Regions from separate parts of the Mus musculus genome. Here regions 1, 2, 3 and 4 are each linked to region 5. Evidence: chromatin loops called from intact Hi-C (ENCODE). Cell type or tissue: heart. All regions are shown on one strand. Region 1 overlaps Myrfl (myelin regulatory factor-like). Region 2 has its middle 8.8 kb from the start of Gm10747. Region 3 overlaps Myrfl (myelin regulatory factor-like). Region 4 holds the start of Kcnmb4 (potassium large conductance calcium-activated channel, subfamily M, beta member 4). Region 5 overlaps Ptprb (protein tyrosine phosphatase, receptor type, B).

Region 1 (5,000 bases), 560 kb after region 5:
ATTATTGTTAATTGGGTTGCGGACTAGGGGTTGGCAAACATTTCCTGTACAGAGCCAGATGGTAAATATTTTAGGTTTTACAGCCCATATGGCCTCTGTTGAAACCACCGGACTCTGCCACCATAGCATCGAAGCAGCTGTAGGCAGCACGGACATGATCAGATGTGTTCTAATGAACTTTCTCGGCACCCGAAGGCTTGTGGCTCTCTGCTGCACATCAGCAAGAATACCTGTGATGATAAGAGTTGTTTTCTCTGTAGTCCATAAGAAGTCTAATACTAAGGAGCACAGCGATATAATCTTGTGTTGGTGGTGGTGGTAGTTTACTTGTTTAAAACATACAGAAAGCCAAATTTGGTGAGACATACCTGAAATTTCAATGCTCAGGGACCTGAGGCAGGAAGATGTACAGTTTGATGCCTATCTGGGCTAGATAACAAAGTATTATTCACAAAGACAAAACCAAAACACCGTGGACAGTAGCAAGCACTGAATAGTGAGATCATAAACTAACCCCCCTTATTGGTTATTCTAGGTTAGTGGCTGTGTATTGAACAGTTAAGTTCCAAGACACAGGAGAATCTGCCAGAAACCAGGCTTAACTCAAAGTTGGAAAGATGACACCTGTAACACCAAGGCAATCGATGAAAACCTTCTCTTGGGAGGGCTTATCTGGGGGAAGACACGAGTGAGCCTAATAGGTTTCAGACGTGGTGTGTGCTGGTGGCCGAGGTCCGAGCTGCACTCTTAATGACGCATTTTAAATTCGAAATCGCCTTCACTTTAGGGATCCCAGCATGAAAGAGAGGAGGTCTGCTCTGCATGGCTCATGCCAAGACCACATGGTTTCTAACTAACTGCCCACACCAGACAGAAGCAGATAAGCCTAAGTCACTCATGCGATCTGGCTGGTCCTTTCTGTCATTGTCCCATCTCCTGGAAAGCATATGCTGTCTCCACCCAGCTGTGGCGCAGACAAGACAAGTTCCCGCCTGTTTAGAGTAACTTTACACTGGAGGCGATGCTGTTTAAAAATCCTAGCTGCAGAGAGGAACAAGTCTGCCCTTAACAAAGGTAACCTTTCCCTTCTAGAGGTGGGAGATGGTCTCGGGACACTTGCCATTTGTGCCTTCGGTACAAGCGCAGATTCTGCTGAGACAGAAGAAAGCAAGAAGGGGAGCTGATTGTTTGAGACAGGAATGAAGTGGCGATCGCAGTGTGAAAGAAAGGCAATCAATAGACTAGCTGCTGGTCAAGGTACCCTTTGCCCACAGGAAAGTCTTCCCCAGGACCCAGCACCATCAATGGGCAGTATCTGTCCTGAACACTACACCTGGTTGTTCCCAGTTTCTGATCCTTCTCTTGAAAAGCCAGAAACATCAGCCAATTAGAGTCGGTATCTCATTTTGGAGAAATAATATACAAGGGCCACTTAAGACAACGTGTATCCTTGTCTGTCTCATGATAATGGAGTCTAAGTCTTTCCACCAATGGTGACTCTCTGCCTCTACTTTCTCTGGTCCGTTCACTGGGCCATTCTGCTCCTGGGCAATTCTTTCTTCTTTCCCTGCATTTGGACTTGCGGAGTGCCTCAAACAGAGCTGCAATTCCACAACCGCTGGATGACAGGATCAGGGGCTTGTGCTGCTCTTTCACTCTTTGGGTAAATATTATGGAGCAACCGCTGTACGGTGCACAGTGTCAGCGTGCTGCAGCAATTGCTGTATGGTGCACAGTGTTAGCATGCTGCAAGCTTTGTCTCTTCTCCACTCCACAGAACTACCTCACCTTCCCCGAAGCCTTTCTAGATTACTCTAGGTACTTTGGCCATTGGTTTCCTGTTCCAGAGCTGCCTTTATTTTCCTGAACCTTTCGTTGCCATGGCATTCTCAAACAACTTGTATTCGGCACAGCGGTTCTCAACCTTCCTAACGCTGCGACCCCTTTAATACAGTTCCTTATCTTGTGCTGACCCCTCCCCCACAACCATGAAATTATTTTCATTGCTACTTCATAAACTATAGTTTTTGCTGCTGTTATGAACTGTAATGTAAATGTCTGTGTTTTCTGATAGTCTTAGGTGAAAGGGTGGTTGGACAACACCCCCACACCCCCACCCACACCCCCACTCACCCCCTCACTTCCATCCCCACCCCCACCCCCACAAAGGATCACGACCCACAGGTTGAGAACGACTACCATAGCAGCTAGTTCTGCCTTCCCTGTGTCTTTACTGCCCCCTTGTGATAATGGCTGCCTGTGGAAACAGAAACAGAAACCATTCAAAGCTTGGATAGCAGCTTTCTAGGGAGGCTGTTCCAGATAGTCCCTGCCCTTGCATAGCTTGGGGTTTACCCCCACAGATGTCCGGGGGAGCTGGAGTTTCAGTATTCTAGTTTAAAACAAATACCAGCATCAGCATAAATTTTGACTGGCAAGGCTTTTAAATTCAAGAGTATACTGTCAACTTAAATTCTTTAATATCAAAATTCTTATGAGAAAAAGTGTCTTATTTAAGACAAAGACTCCAAGGAAAGGAGAAAGATTGCTTTCAAGTGTACAATGGTTTGCCAAGAGTTTTATTGTTTTTTCAGACAGTGATTGAATAAAAAACAAAACACACACACACGTATTTTGGGTCAGTGGTAAGTTAAGGGCATTTGCTGCCGTTGCATACATACATGTAAGCAAGCGCTCACACATACACCTAAACTAAAAATAAATCTTTAAAAATTATAGTTTACGTATTAAACAGTACTACAATAGAATGGTTTGACGTCGTTTTATCAAAAACGGGGGGAGGGGAGAGAAAAAGGGGGAGATTTTCAGGTTATCAAATCCTTTTTAATCACTGTTCAAAAGTAGGTTAGTATGGCACATGTATTGACTGATCACGTCCAAGTCCTGTTTCACTCGTAACCAATGAAATTAAATGGAAGATGACATTTGATTCAAAACAGCGAGGGATTGAGAGGCATCTGGTTGCAACAGCAGCCCCCTCATTACACCATATCCAATGTTGCTGACCTTGTTCTAAAGAGGCTTTCTGCTCCTTAAGGTTTAGGGAAAGGCTATTATGAAACTCTAAGGGACCGGTTTCATTCAACACCCTGCAAGTTCCTCTGAAGGAGGTGGAGCAGACCGGACATAAACAGGCACTTGGCGTTTGCTAAATAGTGGAAGGAATTCTTTTAAATTGGCAGCTAGCTGTAGTGGTCAGGGTTTGTGCCTCTGTTTCCCCAGAGATTAGCGTCTCTCCTGCTACACACTCAGAAGAGGGAACACTGCGCATGGAGAACGGGTTCCTTCCTCATCAAAGAGGCTGTGCAGTTTAGTTTGAGGCTGAAAAGGAAACTGTAATAACGATAGTAATAATAATAATAATAATAATAATAAGTAGGTACTATGTAGAATACATGTTCCAGTAGCTATAGAAGAGGTTTATAGAAACAGCATTATAGAGAGCTCTGTGGCAAATGGGTCTAGCCAGTGAATTGTGTGAGGCTAAAAGCTCTTCCGGGAAAAGCAAAGACCAGAGACCGGGTTTCTCAGTAGTAGAAGGAGAGAAAGTCTACCTTTTGCGTCTACAGGATGAACGATGGTTTCTCTTTCAAAAGAAATGTGTCCGGGCAACTACCACAGGAAGCACACACCAATCAGGACCCAGGTAATGGCATCAGTGTGTGGGGCACACACCAAGCGGTACCCAGGTGATGGCATTAATGTGTGAGGCACACACCAAGCAGGACCAAGGTGCATGATGTCAAACCTGGCCTCTGTTGCAGGCAGGACTCCAGGGGGCCGAATGCAGGCTCAAAGGAACACAGTGACTCTCACAGCTTCATTTGACTTTCCTGCCATTTCCAGCAAAATCTAAACCACAGAAATGACCTCATTATGCCTGCTCCTTTTGGCCGTGACCCAGAGTCTTACAGTGCCTTTGATGGGACCTGCCTTCTTTAGCATTGGGCCTTAGTTCTTTCCAGTCTTTACAAAGCTCTCATTTGTCACACACTTTACAAAACCCAACAAAGTCCAGGATCCAGTTTTCGAGCGTGCTGCTAACTGCCCTGGAGCGAGTGCACCCTAGACCACCCTCATTCACCTTCACGGAAAAACCCTGGACCGTGTAAAAGCTTGGCCACTTTTCCTTTCCAGAGGAAGTCTGAGCCCGGCTAATTGAAGCCAGGCTAACACTGACGCTCCCAATCATACATCAAAAAAAGGGTGATGGAGGCAAGGTCTTCCTAACACGTCCGAAAGACCCACCATAAGAACATTCTCCCTATGAACTGTGAACAACTGTGCCGCCATGTTGGATGTGGAGCAGCGAGAAGGCCTGTGTACTGACGCTGCTGTCAGTCACACTCATCAGGGAGAGGTTCAACTGCAAACGCAAACAGCCGTCCAGCTTCATGTTTTTAAAGTGTTATGAACAAGCAGAAAGATGGGATCAGGAAGTGGGCGTTCCTTTGCTGTCTTCGGCTGATTTGAAGTTAATTATGTTAAATTATACTAAGACATTTTAATTAAAATCCTACCCTTTTTGTTACATGGTATTTAGTCATCTCAGCGAGAAGACAGAGCTGGCATTTTTAAAGCATTTAAAGGACAGAAGGAGTGAGCCCTAATCCATTCAGACAGGTGATAATCCAGGTGCCCACTCGACTCTTAATGAGGAAGAAACCTAGGTAAGATGGAAGCCTGGATTTGAAAAACAATTAGCCATATCTCTGATTTTTGCTATCAACGAAGCGAGTAGAGCCTGTACTTCCCTACGCAGGAGTTATCTGATAGTGTTCTTCCAGGGGCGAAGCGTAAGTGGACTCCGCGGCGCAGAGAGTGAAAGTGAGTGGAGACAGAGACAAGGCTCAGAGAAGAAACCGTGGTGCCCAGTGGGCTCTTACCTTCAAAGAACTGCTGCAGAGCCTCGTTTTCACCCAGCACATCCATGGTGCTGGGGTTCTAATGGCTGCTTCCTCTTCCAACAGGAGCTATGA
Region 2 (5,000 bases), 700 kb after region 5:
GACCAGCAAGCATGACTGTGACTAGTGTTCCAGGGATTTATCACCAACTTCTTGCTATGGTAATCTGTTCTTCAGGGTCCCCTTTTACCTTGGGATTCTCGGTCATTTAGAAAGATCCCCTTCTGACACTCACAGCATTGAACCTCCGACTTAACGGTTTTGTCAGTCTCTTCAGATGGTTTTTCCTCTCTGATGCTTCCCAGCCTTCACCATCTTCCTTCTCCCTGGCATTTTCCATCATTCCTTCACATACACACACACACACACACACGTGCATGAGCACACATGCACATACATATGTGTGTACACGTGCACACATGTGGGTGCACACATACATACGCATATGCATGTGCACACATGCACACATGTGCACACACATGAGCATGCACACACACATATACACATGCACACAAGTGGGTACACACATGTGCACACATGCATCACATACACATACACACATGCACACATGTGCATCCACACAACACACAGCATCCCAGGGCAGATCACCACAGCTATGAATCCCTCATCTAACTCATTATGTATATCAATGTCCTCCAACACAATGTGGAACCAGACTTTTAAAATTTTTTGATTGCAGTCGTTCTCCCCACTGTGAGTCTAGAGGACTTAGAACACTGGCTTCAAAGTTGGAAGGTTTCTTAGGACAGCCGCTCTCCCCAATGCTGGTCCTATATCAGCCAGTTAGGAGTAATGCAAGTGTAAAACCAAACACAACACCCAAAGAAAATGCAAATCAGAATCTAACCCACCTGCCCGCCCCTCCTCACAACCCGCAACCTGGTCAACAGCAAACACCAATCAATGCCTGTGCAGCCCAGGACATAACCAGGGATTATCTCAGGCAGGGACTGCAAGTCTTTCCAGACTTTTGGCCTTAGTCCTGTGAACGCAACTCTTAGGACAGTTTTCCCGTTGATATGACTGCTGAATTGGAAAAAACCCAACTAAGCAATATCAGGACTCTCTGATTGCACATCTTACAAAATCTAGAAGACCCCAACCTTCCCGTAGAGCTTTTGAACCGTAATCCAACTTGAATCCCTCACCACACTCTACGCTGTCCCTCAGCATCTCTGAGTATGCCGTCAGCATGTCCCCGACTGTGGCAAATACAAAATTCCCTAAAAAACCTCACGTGAGCCAGACCAGATATTAACTTTTTGTTTGAGCTTCTTTGTTTCTGAATTTTAGAAGATGGGCCCAATTCTACCTTGTGCCCCAGGTGCCAATGGTGCCATGGAACTCTCTTCTCTGAGCTTCTAATTTCAGGACAATTGCCTCACAGAGATGAAGGGGAAGTACATTTTGTGTCTCGAAACAAATAAGACATTTCTAAAGTTGATTTTGTGCAGAAATTCTATCCTGTTCCAAGTTCCTTGGGTAGTGGCTCTGCATCAGATGCGATCTTGCACCCAGGAGACACTAGGTAGTGTTGAGAGATGTTTTCGATCATCATACTGGAAGTGTTACTGGTACATAGTGGAAGAGGCCAAAGATGCTATTGAACACCCTGTGATGCACAAAATCAACTTTAGTGCTGGTTCCCTAAAAGTTTAGTGTACCCAGAAGCAAGCATGGTTCCGTTTGTCTGTCTATCTGACTGACTGTTATTTGTTCAGGTATTGATGCTGGGTTTTGCCAGTACACAGAACAGTGCACGGGCCTCCTTGTTACAGATATTCAGCTTCTACACAAGAGGCCAGTTCCTGATGCCAGGGGGAACCCTGCTCTACTGACTACAGTGCTGCCCAGAGAGCAGTCTACAGGGACGGGGGTGGGAGTGGGAGGGTGGGGGTTAGGGGGCTCAGTTAGGGCAGGGAGGAAGAACAGCCATGCTGAATGAGATGATGGGTACCAGAGGAAGTCAGCTTTCATTTTGTTTCTTATGTGGTTGTAGTCGATAACTGTTATTACTATTAACAGTCAAAAAGAATGCAGGGGCTTTGATATCTGGCTTGAGTCTGTGGACTTGGTTGTTGGCCACCTGTGGCAGGGCTTAGTGTCCTTAGGGGTGGCTGAGTGAGGCAAACAATTGAAATTTTAAAAATATATATATGAGGGACCCTCTAGAGACCTTTTTTTCTTTTATTATATGTTTTTATTGGTTTATTTAATTCTTCATTCATTTCGTGTGGAGACAGAGGGTAGGCATGTGGAGATCAGAGGGAAACATACTGGAATCAGTCACTTCTTCTGCTATGTGGATCTTGGGAATCCAACATAAGCCACCAGGCTTGGCTGCAAGCACCCTCACTCGCTGAGCCATCTCGCTGGCCCATCACATCAGCCTCGACCACACTGCCTTTGCAGTGATATCCTGAGCCCGCTGTGTCACCAGCGTCACGCTAAGGCCTCAGCACCACAGTGAGAACCCCGAGCATCAATGTCAGCCTTCCTGCTTCCCATCAGTAGTTTCATGTCTAAAACCTCCAAGGTTCGAGGTCCCAGAAGTTCAAGGCCACACTGGGCTACCTAATGAGACTATAATTAAAAAAAAAATTAAAAGGCAGAAGAGATGGTTCAGTGTATACTGTATATATGTGTGTGTGTGTGTGTGTGTGTGTGTGTATGTATATGTATATATGTATATATATATATATATATATATATATATATGCACTGAACTATATATATATATGATATATATATAAACATATGTTAAAAACATAACATATATATGTTAAAAACATTTACTATATACACATATATATAATAAATAAAACACATCTTAGGAATTAGTGGTGTTGCCCTTCAGGGAGAAGGCAGGAAACCAGATCCTGGCAGGAGACTCTCTGGTTTGAATGGAATATGCCCTCCTACAGGTGGTCAGGTCAACTTCCGCTCCTGCCAGGGAAACCAGGCAGCACCAGCTCGAAAGGGGGTTTCTTTCTCAACCTTAGCTGGAGGCTTCCACACCGGCAAGCAAGACGTTTCTGCTTTCTCCCATCTGTCTACCTATGAATCATAAATGCCACGCCGGTGTTGACTCCCAGGGCCAGGAGTGCCCCCTGGTGGCCATATGACCAACTTATTTCTCTTCTCCTGGTGGGTAAAGCCAGCCAGCTATCTGATGAGCTACACAACTCTCTCTCCCGCCCAAAAGCAATTATTTGGATGTTGATGACTAATAATAAGCATTTACCACGATCCAAATGTGTCATCAAAACCTTACTCAGACTGTCCCCTTTAAGACTCACAAATTCTATGATCTATGATAATATCCTGCAGTTCACAGTTCAGATTGCTTGTCTCTGGGACACCTAGACCCCTCTTATATATTTTAAAGATATGTTATGTGTACGAGTATTTCATCTGTATATACATATGTGTACCGCGTCTGATGTGTGATGCCTGCAGAAGAGGATTCTGGATTCCCTGGGACTGGAGTTACAGTTTGTGCGCTGCCATGTGGGCGCTGAGAATTAAACCCTGGTCCTCTGGAAAAGCAGCCAGTGCTCCTGACCGCTGAGCTAGCTCTGCAGCCCAAGAATACTCTTAAAGACACTTTCCACCAAACACTCTCTACCTTCCATTTTGACCCATGATTCGTCTCTGATTTCTACAGATTTGCATTCCCAGCAACAGGTGGTTCTTAGGGCATCCAGGTCAGCTTGACCTGGAGTTTACGCCAGCATATCCCCCCCCCCCTCCACCCGTCCCCACTCCCGTGTCCCAGAATGCCCCAGGGTACTACCCAGAAAGAGCCAAGGTTTCTAAGGAACAGGTCACGTGGGATAGGTCAGATGGGGGTGGGAGGATGGCCTGAATGCACCGTTCTCCCTGCAGGTATTTTAGAAGGGACCGCTGGGGACGTGGGGCTGCCTCACTTCCGGCACTGGATATTAAAGAGCCTGGTCTTAGGCTCAGAGCTTGCTGAGCCCTGGACAGTCAGAAACCGGGCCTGAGATTCTGGGGGAAGTTTTGCTATGGGGATGTGGCTCTCCCCACAAATCTTTCCACTTTTCAGTTTCTTCAAAAGCATTTCCCTCTTGTTGAAGCCTCTGGGCCTCACATCAGGACTGAGACACCTCCTGCCGGATGCAGCCACTGTCTGTGCAGGTCGGAGCTCATGACCAAGAGCTCTCTCATGTAGAGTGTCCAGTTGCGACTTGTCTCAGAATTTGCAAGTGAATGTGAGAAATAATGAAAGAAAAGGAGGGGGGCATGTCTACCTCTCGAGTATGGAAAATATTTTTATTGTAGATATAAAGGAGAAAGTAGGCAGAGGGAAGAGTCCAGGCCAGCAGGACCAAACCGGACTGCGAGAGGGGTGGAGTGGGAGGGGTGGGATGAGGGAAAGCAAGAGAGGAGCCTCGGGCTAAGGCAGCCCAGGCCAAGAGGAAAGAGAGTAAAGGGCAGACAAAAGGACCGGGAAACCAAAATGTCTGGATTATATAAGGAAGCGCAGATGGGGGGAGGGCAGCCCAACCCCTGGGCTGAAGAAGTTTAGGGTAGCGGGGCTGGGTATGCAACAATACCCTGTACCAGATAGGGATGAAGGATGCTGGGAGAGCCTGGCAGCCATTTGTCTCTGGTTTAAGACCTAACAGCAAGCCTGGGAACAGGGAGTCTGAGAGGGCCTGCCTGCTGCTGCCTGCCTGCGCCTGTCTTCCAGTGTTTTCTCAGTAACACAGCAGGGACTCCACTAGAGCCAGCACTAAATTGTGACCACGTGGAGGGCAGCCACGTTTTGGAAACTCAGTCCCAGAGCCCCTGCAGGAGGCCTTACCTTCCCATCTTCACCTAAAAGCAGAAAATGGTACTAGCATGTAAGGAGCAGCCTGGGCGTGGCATTTAAATAATACTGTATAAAAAGCCCTCAATGTGGGGGACGACAAGAGAGCAGCTATTATTATTAAAACTAACTGCAGAGTCTGCCGAAAGTAAACCTTTTCTCTTCTTTTCTTTTCTTTTCTTTTCTTTTCTTTTCTTTTCTTTTCTTTTCTCTTCTCTTCTCTTTCTTTCTCTTTTCTTTTCTT
Region 3 (5,000 bases), 520 kb after region 5:
CTATATTTGCATGGCAGGATCCTATATGTGCATGGCAGGATCCTATGGACTGTGATGCATGACTGAACGAACAGGAAAGATGTGGGGAGCAGGGTTGCATTCCAGCATTCACTTGGCTCTGCTTTCTGACCATGGATGCAACTTGACCGGAAGCCTTGGACTGGTCCCGCCATGTCTTCCCCATAGCGACAGGGCACAGCCGCAAACTGTGAGCCAAAATGAATTGCTTTGGCTTCGTCAGGCACTTGGAAACAATGTGAGAATAGAACTATTACAGCAAAGCCTTATGGGTTGATTTAGAATATCATCACTCATTAAAGATATGTATATGTACATACATGCACACACTCATACATATATACATACACATACATACATACATACACACACATATACATATAATCTGACTCCTGATAATAAGACTAGCACAGGCTTTTCCTTCCAATGTCAAGTGTTGTAAGGGCCCTTGGTCTCTGCATCACCAAATCAAACTGCAGATCTCCACCAGAAAATGTATACCAAACTTACCAACGCTATGTATCTGAACTAGCTAAGTCTTTAATGTTTTTTGTTTGAGGGCTGTTTGGCCCTGAAAATTGCTTCTTTTTCATTGCTTTCTCAAACAGTTATCTGGAACTGATTCCCTTTAGCAAGCTTTTCAATGTCCTTTAAAGGGGACTTAAACAAGGGACCCAGGAGCTGCTACCTGCTGGGGACAGTTCTGTTCTTCCTCTGAGCTTCCTTTGAAGATGGTGAGAAATCAATGCCTATTCTAAGAGAACAGCAGAAAACCATCCCGGAATGAAGTTTAACTCTGGAATGGCCAAGACTAATTGAGAAGCACTATGGCCCTTTGAGGAACCTCTTGGAAGATCTGAATGGCTCGGTGTGGTGTGCGTCATCAAAATAGCTGGGGCATCCTCAAAATAGTGAGCAAAGAGTTCCCTCAGCTCCCTGGAAATGTGATCCGTGTTTCTATTCTAGCTGTGCATCAAACCCTGAAGAAACTAGGGTAACCTTGCATGGAAAGGCAGACAGAGGTTCTCCATCCAAAAGCAGGGATTTAGTAAGCACCCGGCGCTTCAGTGGTCGGGGAGAAAAGGCTAACTACAGGAGGTCATAGATCAGTGAGACAGGGAAGGAAGTAGTAAGAGGGTCAAGACTCAACTTGAATAGAACTGATGTCCATGCTATCCTAACATGACCGCTCTCAGAGATGACCACATTTGGGACTTGGCTAAGAGGGTGATGTCATTGTCTTTACACAACCACAAACAACAAAGCCACGTACAGACTCGTCAATGCCTGAAACCAGTGGTCTCTGAAAGAGTCCTCTCCTACCACAGGGTTAGTTAAGGCAAAGCGACCTCAGCTGATAAGAAGCAGCAGCCCCTCCTCTCAGAACATGCATCGTGAGAGCTTGGGAACAGGAACAGGAGGAACCCCTGGGTTTCTCACAAAACCGACTCCCAGAACGTGGGATTTATACACTGAATTTGGGGCACGATTCACACTGCACACATTTGAATGTTTCTAGTAGCATGCAGGATTGGCCTAGAGTATTATCCCTTCTCCTAAAAATTCCAGCAGTTCACCTTCAGATTCCAAAGGACCAAGCAAGCTTTTGCCAACACCATCCCTTTGAGCTCAAAACAAATGCACTACATGTTATATAAGATAATGCACATGTAGATACATACACCCGACCTATACTTGAACACAAGAAAGTTACAGAAGGTGACAAGAAAACAGGCAGCCAATTGGCTCTTGGAAGCTCTGTTTATACCATTTCCCTGGGTTGGAGCCAGTCTGTCTGAGACATGTTTCTCCTAAAAGAGGAAGCATTTTACCTGAATGGGAGAGACAGAGCAGCAGGTGCCCCGGGGGCACCTGTGTGACTGAGCTGCAGGAAAGATACATCAATGGGACTGGAATACAGTCCCAAAGCCTATTGTTTGTCTTCTATGAGAGGGAACACAGCTGTGTGGAGCTGCTGAGAGTCAGGTCAAAAGCCTTCACCCGACAGCCAAGGCTTTCATGCCTTGACTTTGTCACAAACCCACACTCGCTCACTTGGTCTGAAGTAGTGGGCCCATGAACTACAGTCCCACGAGTCCTCTTGTATCTGCGAGTGCTTTCTCTTCTTTGTCGGGGGTAACGAGGATCTAAAAGTTGAGAAACAGAAAGGTTAGTTAGCCACTTGGCTCGTTGCACGAGAGCAAACTTGAGTTCCCCAGACCTTTGCTCTCTGATTTCCCAAGTCTAATTCCAGTTCTCTAAGGTCTCTCGGGCGCTACTGTTCTAAAATGTAGTCTTTCTATAGACAACCAATGGAAGATCCACCTGCCTGAAAGGTATAGTGTCAAAGCAGAGGAGACACGGACTGAACATGCAGGTGTACGTTTTACATCTATGAGTTCTCTTCGCACAGAACCTGATCACTTTCACAGATGGCCCTGGCTTTGCAGAGAAGGAAGAATAGAGGTCAGAAAGAGGAAAGAAGAAAAAGAAACCTTGATTGACAGTTATCTAAGACCCAACTCAAACTGCCCTGCGGTCCTCTGCTGGAAGCAGCCTAAGCAAGCGGTGCTTCATCCCGCCACCTGGGGTTGTTATACATATTCCTGACATGTTAACTTTTTGTTAGGTGAGGACCGTGAATGGAGATTTTTAGTGAAGACTGTCTAAATCAGGAACAGAGGTCCTCATGGTCCCTTTGTACGCCTCCACACTGCCACCTGCTGGACAGGCTGCCGTGGTCCCTTCTGGCACTCCAGCTGTGGATGCTGAAGTGATTCCAAACTAAATATCTTATGCTTTACCCAGGAACGTGGCACAAAGGCTGCTGGTGGAAAGAGCAACTCGTCCCCAACCGGGAGGGCCCCGTTTGGTGCCGGCAGGTGGCGGGGTGACTGGATTCCGGGTAGCCGTTCTGAAAACTGCTGTGGGTTTGGCCAGCCATGCTCTGGGATGGATGCTCAGGCAGGGGCCCGGGTGCTGTGGTGGAGTGGAGAAAAGCAGCTGGGATCCTCCCTGCCGGAGGTCTCGGGGTCCTGCAGCATGCGCCTGCAGGGGAAGACAGGAGAGACAGGTACCTCTCATTCTCACTGCCGAGACCTGAGTCAACCATACATGCAAGGTGCTATGTGGATGGACTCACTCACCTTTGACCTGTGGAGGAGAGCGTGGGTCGGATGCAGAGTAAGGTGGGGTGTCAGGGAGCTGCCGTTGCCTGGGGATCAGAAATATTGCTTTTCTTTTTGTTCTGTTTTAGTTTCATCTCCTGTTTTAGTCACTGACAGGAGGCAACCCCCCGTGGGCAGCACTCAGGGAGGAAAGCTAAACTCAGACTGTGCCATGTGATGGGGTTGGGCTTCAAGTACCAGTTTTCTCTTCTCCTCTCTAGACCCCTGACCCCACACCACACACACACACACACACACACACACACACACACACACACAGAAATCATTGCCACACCCTCTCCAGAGAGGATTTGTGAGACTTATGGAAATGTCCACAAAGCCTGAGCTGCAACGCTCCAAACTTATGTACACTGGAGAGGTAAATGTTGTCACTGAAGCAAGCAACGGTCTTCCATTCATGTAGGTGTGGGCGTGTCCCAAGAGCTCTTGGAAGTGACTCAAGGGTTCCAGAAAAGGAACATCATAAAAGTTTGTTTTCATCTGTCACCATTTGGGGGCTTGGAGGAGTTAAGGAGGGGGAGGGGTGATGGAGAGGCAGTGGGGTTAGGATATAATGACACATCTGTATGAAAATGTCATTATGATGTCCACCACTTTGTATGCTAAGTTTAAAAGGTAAATTTTTAAACAGAGATTTTTTTAATTAAGTTTTATCTTCAAACTGGCTCTTTAAAGTTTATTTGCTCTCTATTAACCAGAAAGAGAGAATATATATCAATCTTTATCAGTATAAAGAAATACAGAGGTATGAACGCTAAAAGTTTTAGAGTACCCTAGGCTAGACCAGCACAAACTGAATTTCAGCAATACAGTGGAAGCAGAGATTGGATGGCAGGCTGAGTTAACAGAGACTGCCTGGATCTGGCACAGAGGGCATCCAGACTTGACAGGGAGACCGTCCATCAAACAAAACTCAGGACACTAAAGTCGCCTCAAGCTTCAAGCTTAGAAGACGGGTAGAGTTGGAAACAGGATAGGATGTAGGTAGAAGGAACATCTAGGCCCTTGGGTAAGCCCCCTGTCTTAGTTAGGGTTTCTTTTCCTGGACAAACATCATGACCAAGAAGCAAGTTGGAGAGGAAAGGATTTATTCACCTTACACTTCCACACTGCTGTTCATCACCAAAGGAAGTCAGGACTGGAACTCAAGCAGGGCAGGAAGCAGGAGCTGATGCAGAGGCCACTTACTGGCTTGCTTCCCCTGGCTTGCTCAGCTTGCCTTCCTATAGAACCCAGGACTACCAGCCCAGGGATGGCGCCACCCACAATGGGCCCTCCCCCCTTGGTCACCAACCAAGAAAATGCCCCACAGCTGGATCTCATGGAGGCACTTCCCCAACTGAAGCTCCTTTTTCTGTGATAACTCCAGCTTGTGTCAAGTTGACACATGAAATCAGCCAGTACACCCCCATTGGTCACTCCAAAGCTGAGAAGGTTTGTTTTCTGAGGAAATGAAGCCAGGAAGACTGTAGTACAGATGACCAGTCACAACTCAGCCTGCCAGCATGAACACGGAAGGATGCATCACAAATCTAAATACTGACACTGGGGACAGACCTCTGTGGGAGAGAGCTTGCTTAGCATGTGTTAGGGACTGAGTTCAATCCTCAGCACTGCAGAAGAAAGAGAAATCTCAGTGCTGAACTGTCGGGCCCTTCCTCAACTCCACTCTGCATACATCTAAGCAGATTTTAACACAAGTGAGAAACGGGAGTATTATTCCCAAGGAACAGTGAATGAGCTGTGGGTAAGGAGGGGGCATGTCCTTTTAATGATATATGATGAAGAAATTGT
Region 4 (5,000 bases), 140 kb after region 5:
GGATTTGATGAAAAACGTAAAGAAACTGAGCAGAGCATAACGATACTCTAAAGGCCAGCACTTGCCTCACAGTCAACGGCTCAACCAGCTGTACATTTGGACCATCTGTCCCCTCCCTGCCTTGGGCTGTATGTAATACTTTGAGCACAGGCCCAGGAGAAGATGCTTGCTCTATGTAGATGAGAGGTGGTTCCCTAACAGTTTCTTGGGATGCCTGGGTTTGGAGAGAATGTGAGAAGCAGATGGAAGACGAAAGGAACAGACTGGAAAATTAAAAGTAAGTAAGGGAGGGCATAGCTCAGCGTAGCCGATATGCAACAGGACTGGGCAGTGGGATTGTCTAGGCGCAAGGACGCCACAGAAACTCAATCTTCTTACGAGTCTGACCCTAACATGGTGTTTCGGTGCACTGAGATTTTTCCATTACTAAAGTGCTTACAAAAATTTCCAAATTGAACATCTAATTGGGGGAAAAAAAAGTGATGTTTGTTCTATAAATACTACAATACATCACAATTTGGACAAAGAGATGCGTATTTGGCAGAGGAAATCTTGCATAAATTGATGGAAAGGTCATTTATCACCCTTCCGGACCATTAAAGATGTCATTTTTTCCCAGTTCTGACCACTTCGATTTTTGTTTGATACTTCTTCAACTATTGATAAGTTCTTAACTGGCATGGGGGGGGGGGGATAAGATTATTTGCAAGTGGAGAGAGAGAGAGAATTTTAATATTACATAAAACATTGTGATTGCTTCCAAGTTATTTAAGAATCGATGTCCTAATGATTCCAACTTATCCCTGTTGCCAGAATCCTGCAAAACTGCCTGGAAACTTTGGTTGACTTCTGTGGTAAATCCTAACTTGTCTACACCAAAATTAGATATTAACCATACAAGTTAGAATTTACCTTGTAAGAATGTATATGCACATATATGTATGTATGTATACACATATACATATGTATACACACACACACATATATAATTGATTAAACGACTATCTCAAAAATAATTAGCAGTGTTTCACCAACTATGACTACACCTGTATGGCAAACTACAGAGCACCTTCCAAATCACTAAGTTACTACTTGACACCTTTCTTAGATATTTTTCACTTAATTCTGATTTTTACAATGCTTTCTCAAAGCCACCAGACCTCTTATTAAATTCTCAAGCACTATGCAGATTAACCCACATCTGTTTTTGAGACCGATCACTTCGGCAAGACCTTGGTCCTTAGAGACTGGATTCCAAATGTTCACGTCTACACTTACTGTTCTTGGATTAGCTCCATTTTTAAAAGCAAACGAGCCTCCGTGCACTAGCGGGAGACTTTTCCATTGAGGAGTCCATCATATGTTCAAAGACTAGTTTCTTCTAACTTTCCAAATAAGTGAGTTACGCCCGAGTTTCTCTGCACAGCGGTAGTGATCTTGTTTAAAATAATGAATTCCGATTAATCTATCTGGTCACATTTAAGAGAACATGTTCCTGCACGCACAGGACTCATTTTCTTTGGAATGATTTCTGCTTGTCTTCCAGCACAGCCCCCAGGAAGTACAAGGACTCAGTAACTTGAATATATATACACACCTTCAGCTGGCAGCAGAAAGGAACACAGGCATCAAAGAACCCTCCTGCAGAAGCAGGCACACTGCAAGGCTCAATTAGTTCACGGACTGGGGACACAGCTTTTTATAAGTGCTTTCCTACCCCGGGGAAGTTTTCTGAGTCTCCCTCTCTGCTCTCCAGAGGCTAGAAAGTCCTAACCAGGTTTTATCTATTTTTTTCCCTCTTTTTTTTTTTTTTTCCTCCCCTGTAACAACAAAAGAAGTTGTCAGGAAACCGCTGCTTGGTATATGTCATCAAGGGCTTTCTATTTTCGGTAAGTTGTTCTCCTACTTACTCCTTAGTTACAGCTTCTCATTGTGCCCAAACACTCAGAGTGGTTAGGACCCTTCAGCCTCCACCACCAGCACCAAGCAAACCAACCCGACCTCATCAGAATCTCTTCTTGGATTCCTCCTGATGGCTGTTGACCCCACCCTCACCATCCCAAGTCTATCTGTAGACCTCAAGTTAAAAACTTCAGTTTAGAACTAAAATTCAAAAGTCACTTAAGATACTTTCCAGAAGCGAAGAGACCCCTTTAACCTCTCAAAGAAGGGAGTTCTTGAGCCCCATAGAAGCTCAGGCCATATACTGGAGTACCTGGGTCCTGGGCTATCCCATGGCTACATTGGAAGGAAAAGTTAACTTTCTTTGCTCCTTGAGTTTAGGCAACCCCTTCCCGCAGGCGCTGGACCTGGGGTGGTCCGGAGCTCAAAAAAATCTAAGAACAGAAAAGATCTGTTTGCAGAGAGGCTCGCGTACCACCGCCCAGTAGGCAAACACACCCCGAGGTCTGGAGCCCTGGGCTCCAGGGATGCGTGCATGCACCTCATGCCTCCCTCGCATCAACTCCGAGCGAGGACAGTGCACTCGATTCTTCCCCTGGGGTCTAACCGGGACGTTGGCCCCGAACCTGCACTGTTAGGCGGGAGCTCCCGCGCGCTTACCTTGGGGTTGGTCAGGAGCTGGTGCTGGTCGCTGTGTAGCAGCGCCCTGGAGTTGGACTCGGAGTTGTTCACGTACACCTGGACGCAGGGATACTGCGAGGTGCCCCTGCAGTCGGTGCCACAGGTGAAGGTGCACTCGAACACCTCGCCGATCTGCTGCACCGACAGCACGGTGCAGTTGGCCGCCGTGGCTTGCAGATCCTGCAAGGCGGGACTGAGCCAGCAGAAGCCGAAGATGAAGAGCGACAGGATGCCGGAGACGATGAGGAACAAGCCGAGCCGGATGCTCTTGTCTTCGGCTTCCGTGTACTCGTAAGACACCCTGAGCTTCGCCATCGCCCCCCACTCTCCACGGCTGGCGCGCTCCCCGCCCCCTCCCGCCCCCGGCGCCGAGCTCAACCGCCTCGGGCGGGAGGAGCCGCCGCCGCCGCCGCGCGACAGCAGGGGAGTGGGCGGCGAGGGGGCGCGCGCGAGAACAAAGGGGCCGAGGCCGGCGACGCCCCCGGCGGCGGCGACGGCGCTGCCCGAGGCCGGGCTCCCGGGTGCCACCGCCGCCTCACAGCGTCCGGCACCCCGGGGCTCCCCGAGCCCGCCCCCGCCCCCGCGCGCTCCGCGCCCCGCGCCCGCCTCCCCGCGCGCGCCGCCCGCCTGCCATCGCCGCGGCCGAGCGCCCGGCGCCCCGACGCTGGGAGCGACTGGGCTGCTGAGCCCTGGCTCCGCGTTGAGCGAGGCTGCTCCTCCCCGCCCTGGGCGCCGCCGCCCCGCCCCGCCCCGCGCCGCGCCCCGCAGCTCCCGTGGGCGAGCACCCGGGCCGCCGCGAGCTGCTCTCGGAATCCTCGCCAGATGCAACCTGGAGAGATGGCGGAGACGGTCGAGGCGAACGCTTAGCACCGAGGGAGCGTGGCTGGGGAGAAAGTTAAAAGAGAGAAAAAAAAAATTTTTTTAAGTGGGGGAGGATGGCGTGAGCGTGCGAAGCGGGAATCTTCAAACTCCGATCCGGGGAGCTGCGGGGCAGCAGGCGCACCGGCAAAGGGAGCTCCGGTGGCGGCGAGCGACAGAGGGCACCGGCGCGGACGCGGGGGGATGCCCACAGGCGAGCGGCCGGGAGCCGGAGGTCCCCGCGGATCCCACGCCGCCACCGGGACCGTGCAGGCTAACACGATTGGAGCCTTGAGCGTCGGTGGACTTTCCTGGAAAAATAGGTGCCAGACAGCGGGAACGACCCCTAGGGGGTGGACGCAAACAGGTGGCAAAGCCTGGCCTCGGGCTGGTGAGAGCAGACTCTGTTGGCCTCTTTAGGAATATTGCCACCCTTAGCTGGCCCTGAGATTTGCAGGTGAGCTTTTTCTGGAGCTCTGTGCAAGGCGACCGCGGCTTGCAGACACTTTGGAACTCCACCCTATCGATGTACACCTTTATTCAGCCTCTATTCTCCTGACTTTTCCTTTGTAAGTTTAAATTTGCTTTTTACCTACATTTTTTTAAAGATCATAAAACCAAACTTGAGAACTGTTTAGAGCTGCGTTTGGAAGAATAAAGTTGTTGTTGTTGTTTTAACCCTCCTTTTCTTGTCTTTCAAGTCCTAGATGAATGAACTCAGGCTCCTGATGAATAACAGTTGCCAAGTCATGGAAATGTTAAGCCCACTCTACCAGACTTCAAACCCTTTGGCTGGCACTGACAGAGTTCTGGCATGTTATGCTGATGGGTATTTCCAAACAATGGTAAAGGAGACCTTTAGTGTCTGTTTTTCTTAATGAATAAAAAGGCTGCAGGACTTGGAAAAACTTTAAAATCACAAAGATGTCTCAGTGTCGTCTCCGTTTGAGAGCAGACACTGTATTTTTTGTTTGTTTGTTTGTTTGTTTCTGCCTGAGATTTCCCCCCCTGTTGGCGTCAAGGCATTTGTTAGGCACACGCTGGCTATAAAGAAGAGAGCTCCAAAGCTGAAGCGTCTTAACCTGAAATCGCAAATCTTCGCTGAGTGTTTTCCTTCGACAGATTCCAGATGCCAATCCTCATTTCAAAAAAGCAACCTCTTCTGGGATTGGAGATGGGGACGAGGGGTGGGTGAATAAACACGGAACAGGGCCGCTAAGGCTAAGGGACTAAATAAAGTAATTCATGCAACGTGCAGCAAGCCCAGGACAGAGCCCTAAGGGTAACGTAACACCATTACCTTACACACTTCACAGTTCAGTGTCTCCTGGGCGCCTTAAGTGTTGTGAATGAAACAACAGCAACAACAACAACAAAAACTGCTTACAACCTAGGAAACCAGGGCCAGGGAGTTCTGTCTTAACTCAAATGTTAGTTCAGTTACTTTCTTCATTGTTTATTCTCACAGGGATAGAAGCTGTTGTTCTCTCTCCAGCTTTGTGTTATTCAAACATTTCATTTTGATTCTTTGTTTTCCTATATAAGTTGGCTTGTCTTCT
Region 5 (5,000 bases):
GTAAAAAAGTTCTCTAAAGGATCAGACTTTATTATGCAAAATTCAAAGCCAAAGCTCGTTAGTAAGCATTATCTCACTGCAGACCTGAACTGACTGTGATTACTTGAAAGCTGATGTAGGAGCCACTGTTTGAAGTGGTTGAACCCTGTAGAGGAACAGGTGCCACAAGGAACAGGGTGAAAACCTCACTGCAAAACCAAAGAAAACCTGTTGTGGTTGTTGTTATTTAATCAGTCTCCGTTTTTGACCCCTTATTCTTACCGTGCCTTGGCTGACTAAGCACAATGTGTTCCATCCTCTCTCTACTGTACTTTAGTGCCTGCCCAGGTGACTGACCTGCACGTCAACAACCAAGGGATGACCAGTAGTCTGTTCACTAACTGGACAAAGGCACTGGGAGATGTAGAGTTCTACCAAGTTTTACTGATCCATGAAAATGTGGTTGTCAAGAACGAGAGTGTTTCCAGTGATACCAGCAGATACAGCTTCCGCGCCCTGAAACCCGGCAGCCTCTACTCCGTGGTGGTGACCACGGTGAGTGGAGGGATCTCCTCCCGGCAGGTGGTGGCGGAAGGAAGAACAGGTAAGAAATGCAGATAGGCCTTTGTAACTTACAGAGACCTCCGTATGTGGAATTTTTAAACGTCCTAAAGTCAGGCCTCTCTGTTTCCTTCCTAAAAAGCCAGTTTTCCGTGCCAGGAGTACCTGGAATTGAAACTGGCTGATGGGTGAGAACAGGAGAGAATACTGAACCTTTCTTATATCTCCAGTAAACACATCTCAAGTCATGATAACCACTTGGTGTCTGAGCCTTTTCTAGTTGGGAGCTGTTTTCCTTTAAATTTGTGTTTTATTTTTCAATTAAGGTAAAGAAATAATCAACTATCTTCCACACACATAGTCTTATTTTCAAGACAGAGAAGCAAGATGATATCCACTTGACAAGGTCAAAATTGGGTTGATGTAATTCTCAGGTGGCATTTGTAGAGTCTTGCTGTGTTGCCCAAGTTGGCTCTGAACTCTTTGGCTCCTACCAGCCTCCTGCCTCAGCCTTTCCAACAGCTGGGACCACTGAAATATAAAATGTGCCCCTGTAAAAGTCACATATCTGTGTGTTGTAAGCAACATCATCGAATGTTCGCTCAGTGTTGTATGTCAACTAAACACTGCTTCTTACAAAATAGGATGTAACCTAAGACGACAAATAAGTATCATTGTGGCTATCTTTGTCAGAGAGGCTCGGCACCAGAAGAGGAAGGGGAATTTTTCTACCTAATCCATTGAAAGTACATAACTTATTATTTCACACAATATGTGAAATTTATGTTCCGAGTTTCTTAGGGAAAAAAAATACAAAAGCCTAACCAAAGCTTTGATAACTATGGCTAAACTCAGAATCAGGTCAATAAACTTGACCTCTTAATGTTATGTAATCATTACAAGCTGGGTTTCAGGGGTTCTCAGTCCATAAACCTAACACTCAGATATTAATTACCAGCTGTAGTGTCATACAAAAATCTCTTTCCAAAATCATCCATCTCACCGACTTCATTAACCCAGAAAGCACGGCTTTCTTTAGCTCTCAGGGAGTGGCTGAGAAACTGAAGCCAGGGCTCTTGGTCTCAGTAGAAGCTCACTGATGCGTGCCAGTGCTCTCATTCCATGACAATAGACACTGTCACCGGTGTCTTTCCTGACACACTCTTTCTTCTCTTGTGCTAGTTACTGGCACCGCACTTTAGTGTGGTACAGTTAAGAAGAACTTGGCATACATCTTCCAGTGAGTTGCATCCTGCATTGGTCTGGTTAGACTGAATGCCATCCTGTCTCAGCTCCTGATTGGTCAACTCTTTATATGGGTTCTTCTCCAAGTAGAGAAACTAGGGACCCAGGCTCCTGGGACCCAAGAGTTTCCTTCCTCTGGGTTCTCGTAGCTCTCTCCACTTCTCCAGAGAATAGGGGTACAGCTCAGACATGGCCCAGATCATTAGGCCTGGACATAGAGAGAGGAAACATGAGACACTACTGTGTACAGACAATGACACACACAGAAGCCCCCTAGCCACACTACTGTGCACACACAGTGACTACAGATTCAAGGAGCTCCCTGCATTAGTACAGTTTTTACAGAGCACACTGTAAAATGATTCAGTGATAATCATTAGTAATTCCTTCAAATACTCGATATATTGCTCAATATTCAAGTGGTTTTGAACAGTCTTCTACTTTCTCAGATAGGCTTCCACAGAGTTGAAACAAGCATGCAAGAACATTTGCAGCCTAGATCAAATGGGAGGAGCTAAAATTTAAAGCATCATCTATTCTATCCATCTAGTCCCGATCTGAGAAAAACGTTCATTCTAGAGAAATACCAAGTAACTCTTAAGTCTATTTTGTCCTAATCAAGTGAGTTATGCTTTTGGCAAAACTCTTCTTGGTAATTCTATGTTTTCTAAACAGCCTGTGCACGGCTCATCAATTGTGTGTGTGACAGACTTGGAGCTTAATTCATAAAAATCAGGAAGTATTAGACCATAAGGACTTGGAGGCTTCACTGAGGTCAAATCCTATCTTTTGCATGCAATGTAGTGGTCCTGTTAACTATATGAAAATAACCAGCTGAACGTTAAACCGCCCCTGATGAAAACAAGCGTGCAGTCTGTGCACACTCTGAGAGTTCGGTCTACCATCACCAAAGGCAGTTCTGTGTCCTAGCGCTTACCTCCGATGCATAATGAACATTTTATTCAACACTCCCCAGTTACTAATTCCTCATTTCTACCTTGTAGCCAGGAAAAACCTTAAGGTTTATCTGTTCCATTTTTATACTTATGAAAAAACACAAGCTTCTTGGTGGACATTTGTAGCATTGATCTCTAACTGATATAAACAAATGGTAATATTAACACCAAAGAGATGGTTGCCCAGTCAGTCACAGCAGAGAAAGCTGTGACCAGAGGGGCAGGCTTCCAGCATGCACTTTTAAGCTTGTGGCCACTAGAGGGCAGAAAACGCTTTCCAAAGGGACAGCAGGGCCTCCCGCTGTGCTTTCTATTAAATTCGCCAGAAATAAAAAACACATGAAAGTCAAAGGCAACACAGTCTAAATTCTTCAGAAAAATCCATGGAATTTTTTCTCTTTTGCCCTCAAGTATCTTTGTTTTTTATTTGTTTGGGTGTTGTTGTCGTTTGTTTGTTTGGGGTGAGTTTGGTTCAAACCGATTCATTTGAACTGCTAAAACGTGTTCCCTCTCCTATTGAGACCCTCTTGGCTCATTCACAAAAAATACCCCTGAAAATGTCTCCCCTCACCTAGAAATCCCATAAAGTCACAGTGGCAGCGTGCGTGCGTGGATCCTGAGGCACCTAAAAGCCCTCCTTGTGTTTTTCTTTCATCAGCCCTCGGATGGAAGAGAGTTTATCTTCCTAAAGCCACTTGGGATCCTGGTATCTCCTTAACTTCCAGTCCAATCAAGTCAGCCCTCCCAGCGCCCAGGTTTTATTGAATGCAATGGTTAACTCAAACTTCTTGCTTTGTTTTCTTTGACGACTTTCCCCCTGGTTTGAACTCACAGTCCCGTCCAGCGTGAGTGGGGTGACAGTCAACAATTCTGGCCGGAATGACTACCTCAGCGTTTCCTGGCTGCCGGCGCCTGGAGAAGTGGATCACTACGTGGTGAGCCTCTCCCACGAGGGCAAGGTGGATCAGTTCCTCATCATCGCCAAATCTGTCAGCGAGTGTTCCTTCAGCTCCCTCACCCCGGGCCGCCTCTACAACGTCACTGTAACCACCAAGAGCGGCAATTATGCAAGCCACTCCTTCACCGAGGAACGGACAGGTAAGGATTATGAGGGTACAGGGCCACCACGGAGACTGTGAGGCTCCGGGGCGTCAACAACTTGCAGTGATCCTGAATAAAAAGGCCGTTAACATCACAAAACTGCCCAAGAATCTTCCTATTCTGACTGAAGAGACTCGGTACCTGATTACGTTTGCAGGAAGACTTCCCTACCTTTCTTTTTTTTTTTTTTTTTTTTTTTTTTTTTTAAGATTTATTTATTGGTTATATGTAAGTACACTGTAGCTGTCTTCAGACACTCCAGAAGAGGGGGTTATGGATGGTTGTGAGCCACCATGTGGTTGCTGGGATTTGAACTCCGGACCTTCGGAAGAGCAGTCGGGTGCTCTTACCCACTGAGCCATCTCACCAGCCCCTTCCCTACCTTTCATAGTTGGAATTCATATTATATTTAAATATAGAATAACAAATATTTCTGTTTTAAGAGTGCTTTTTGGCTACTGGAATGTGGGTTCACATGCATTAACTAATTAATCCTTACACGTTCCTTTCTGAGATGGGCGTTATTATTCCCATTTTACAGATTAGGAAACCAAGTTTTGGTTTGGTTTGGTGTTTTGTTTTTATTTATTTGAAACAGGGTTTCTCTGTGTATCCCTGGCTGTCCTGGAACTCACTCTGTAGACCAGGCTGGCCTCGAACTCAGAAATCCGCCTGCCTCTGCCTCCCAAGTGCTGGGATTAAAGGTGTGGGCCACCACTGCCGGGCCTGGAAACCAAGTTTTAAGACAGCTAAATCATGTGTCCAACGATTTGTTACTGATGAGCAGCCACGAGTTTTAGATCTTGGACTTAAACTTAGCTCTGTTCCATTCCAGAGCCTAAAAGTCTCTTGGTTTTATAATCTTTCCCAAAATATGTGATGGTCAAGACTACTGTGCGTCCTTTGAACACAAGGTAAAAATGTGACCCTTTGTAGTCTCCAGACTAGGGAGCAAAACTCTCAGCCGAGGATGGTCAGGTCTTTGATGTCCTGGAAGGAACTAAATATAGAGAACCATGACTTTAGATCCACTGGTGCTTTCTGAGGTGTACGTCTGAACTTCCTGCTCGAGGCTGACGTCGTTTTCTGTCAAGTCTTTTCCACTAGACTCTGGGGTGACTCTTGCACATGAAACTGTTCTCTTTCATACAGGACAAT

The links. Peaks named below come from ENCODE experiments on the same cell type or tissue, not always from the same donor. Only the 100,000 strongest peaks of a DNase experiment are listed, where the experiment ranks them.
Region 1: a loop joins it to region 5, with 8 times the contacts of the local background. A loop is called at or near these places in 14 of 42 quality-filtered maps.
Region 2: it touches region 5 in a loop (7-fold over the local background); 6 of 42 quality-filtered maps call a loop at or near these places.
Region 3: a loop joins it to region 5, with 6 times the contacts of the local background. A loop is called at or near these places in 25 of 42 quality-filtered maps.
Region 4: a loop joins it to region 5, with 4 times the contacts of the local background. A loop is called at or near these places in 15 of 42 quality-filtered maps.

What each region holds. Positions count from the first base shown.
Region 1 is chr10:116,891,711-116,896,710 of GRCm38, forward strand. Myrfl (myelin regulatory factor-like) reads right to left here. Exons shown (of 25, transcript NM_001033333.3): 1 at 4,908-5,000. The coding sequence starts at 4,953. Among named protein-coding and RNA genes, the nearest start is that of Myrfl, 2.7 kb to the right of the region's middle. In heart, a CTCF peak has its summit at 2,271 (motif pointing left); no DNase peak of the experiment used is centred here.
Region 2 is chr10:117,030,971-117,035,970 of GRCm38, forward strand. No RefSeq gene overlaps it. Among named protein-coding and RNA genes, the nearest start is that of Gm10747, 8.8 kb to the right of the region's middle. In heart, a CTCF peak has its summit at 3,037 (motif pointing left); a DNase peak (open chromatin) is centred at 3,031.
Region 3 is chr10:116,846,203-116,851,202 of GRCm38, forward strand. It overlaps Myrfl (myelin regulatory factor-like), which reads right to left. Exons shown (of 25, transcript NM_001033333.3): 3 at 3,165-3,232; 4 at 2,823-3,066; 5 at 2,074-2,165. Among named protein-coding and RNA genes, the nearest start is that of Myrfl, 48 kb to the right of the region's middle. In heart, no CTCF peak of the experiment used is centred here; a DNase peak (open chromatin) is centred at 2,749.
Region 4 is chr10:116,470,624-116,475,623 of GRCm38, forward strand. It overlaps Kcnmb4 (potassium large conductance calcium-activated channel, subfamily M, beta member 4), which reads right to left and starts at 2,900. Exons shown (of 3, transcript NM_021452.1): 1 at 2,563-2,900. The coding sequence starts at 2,898. Kcnmb4os2 (potassium large conductance calcium-activated channel, subfamily M, beta member 4, opposite strand 2) reads left to right here and starts at 2,540. Exons shown (of 3, transcript NR_130644.1): 1 at 2,540-3,764; 2 at 3,862-4,010; 3 at 4,143-4,364. In heart, no CTCF peak of the experiment used is centred here; no DNase peak of the experiment used is centred here; H3K4me3 peaks cover 2,987 bases; H3K27ac peaks cover 1,838 bases.
Region 5 is chr10:116,327,634-116,332,633 of GRCm38, forward strand. It overlaps Ptprb (protein tyrosine phosphatase, receptor type, B), which reads left to right. Exons shown (of 32, transcript NM_029928.2): 8 at 317-583; 9 at 3,576-3,839. Among named protein-coding and RNA genes, the nearest start is that of Gm26495, 10 kb to the right of the region's middle. In heart, a CTCF peak has its summit at 2,988 (motif pointing right); no DNase peak of the experiment used is centred here; H3K4me3 peaks cover 921 bases; H3K27ac peaks cover 579 bases.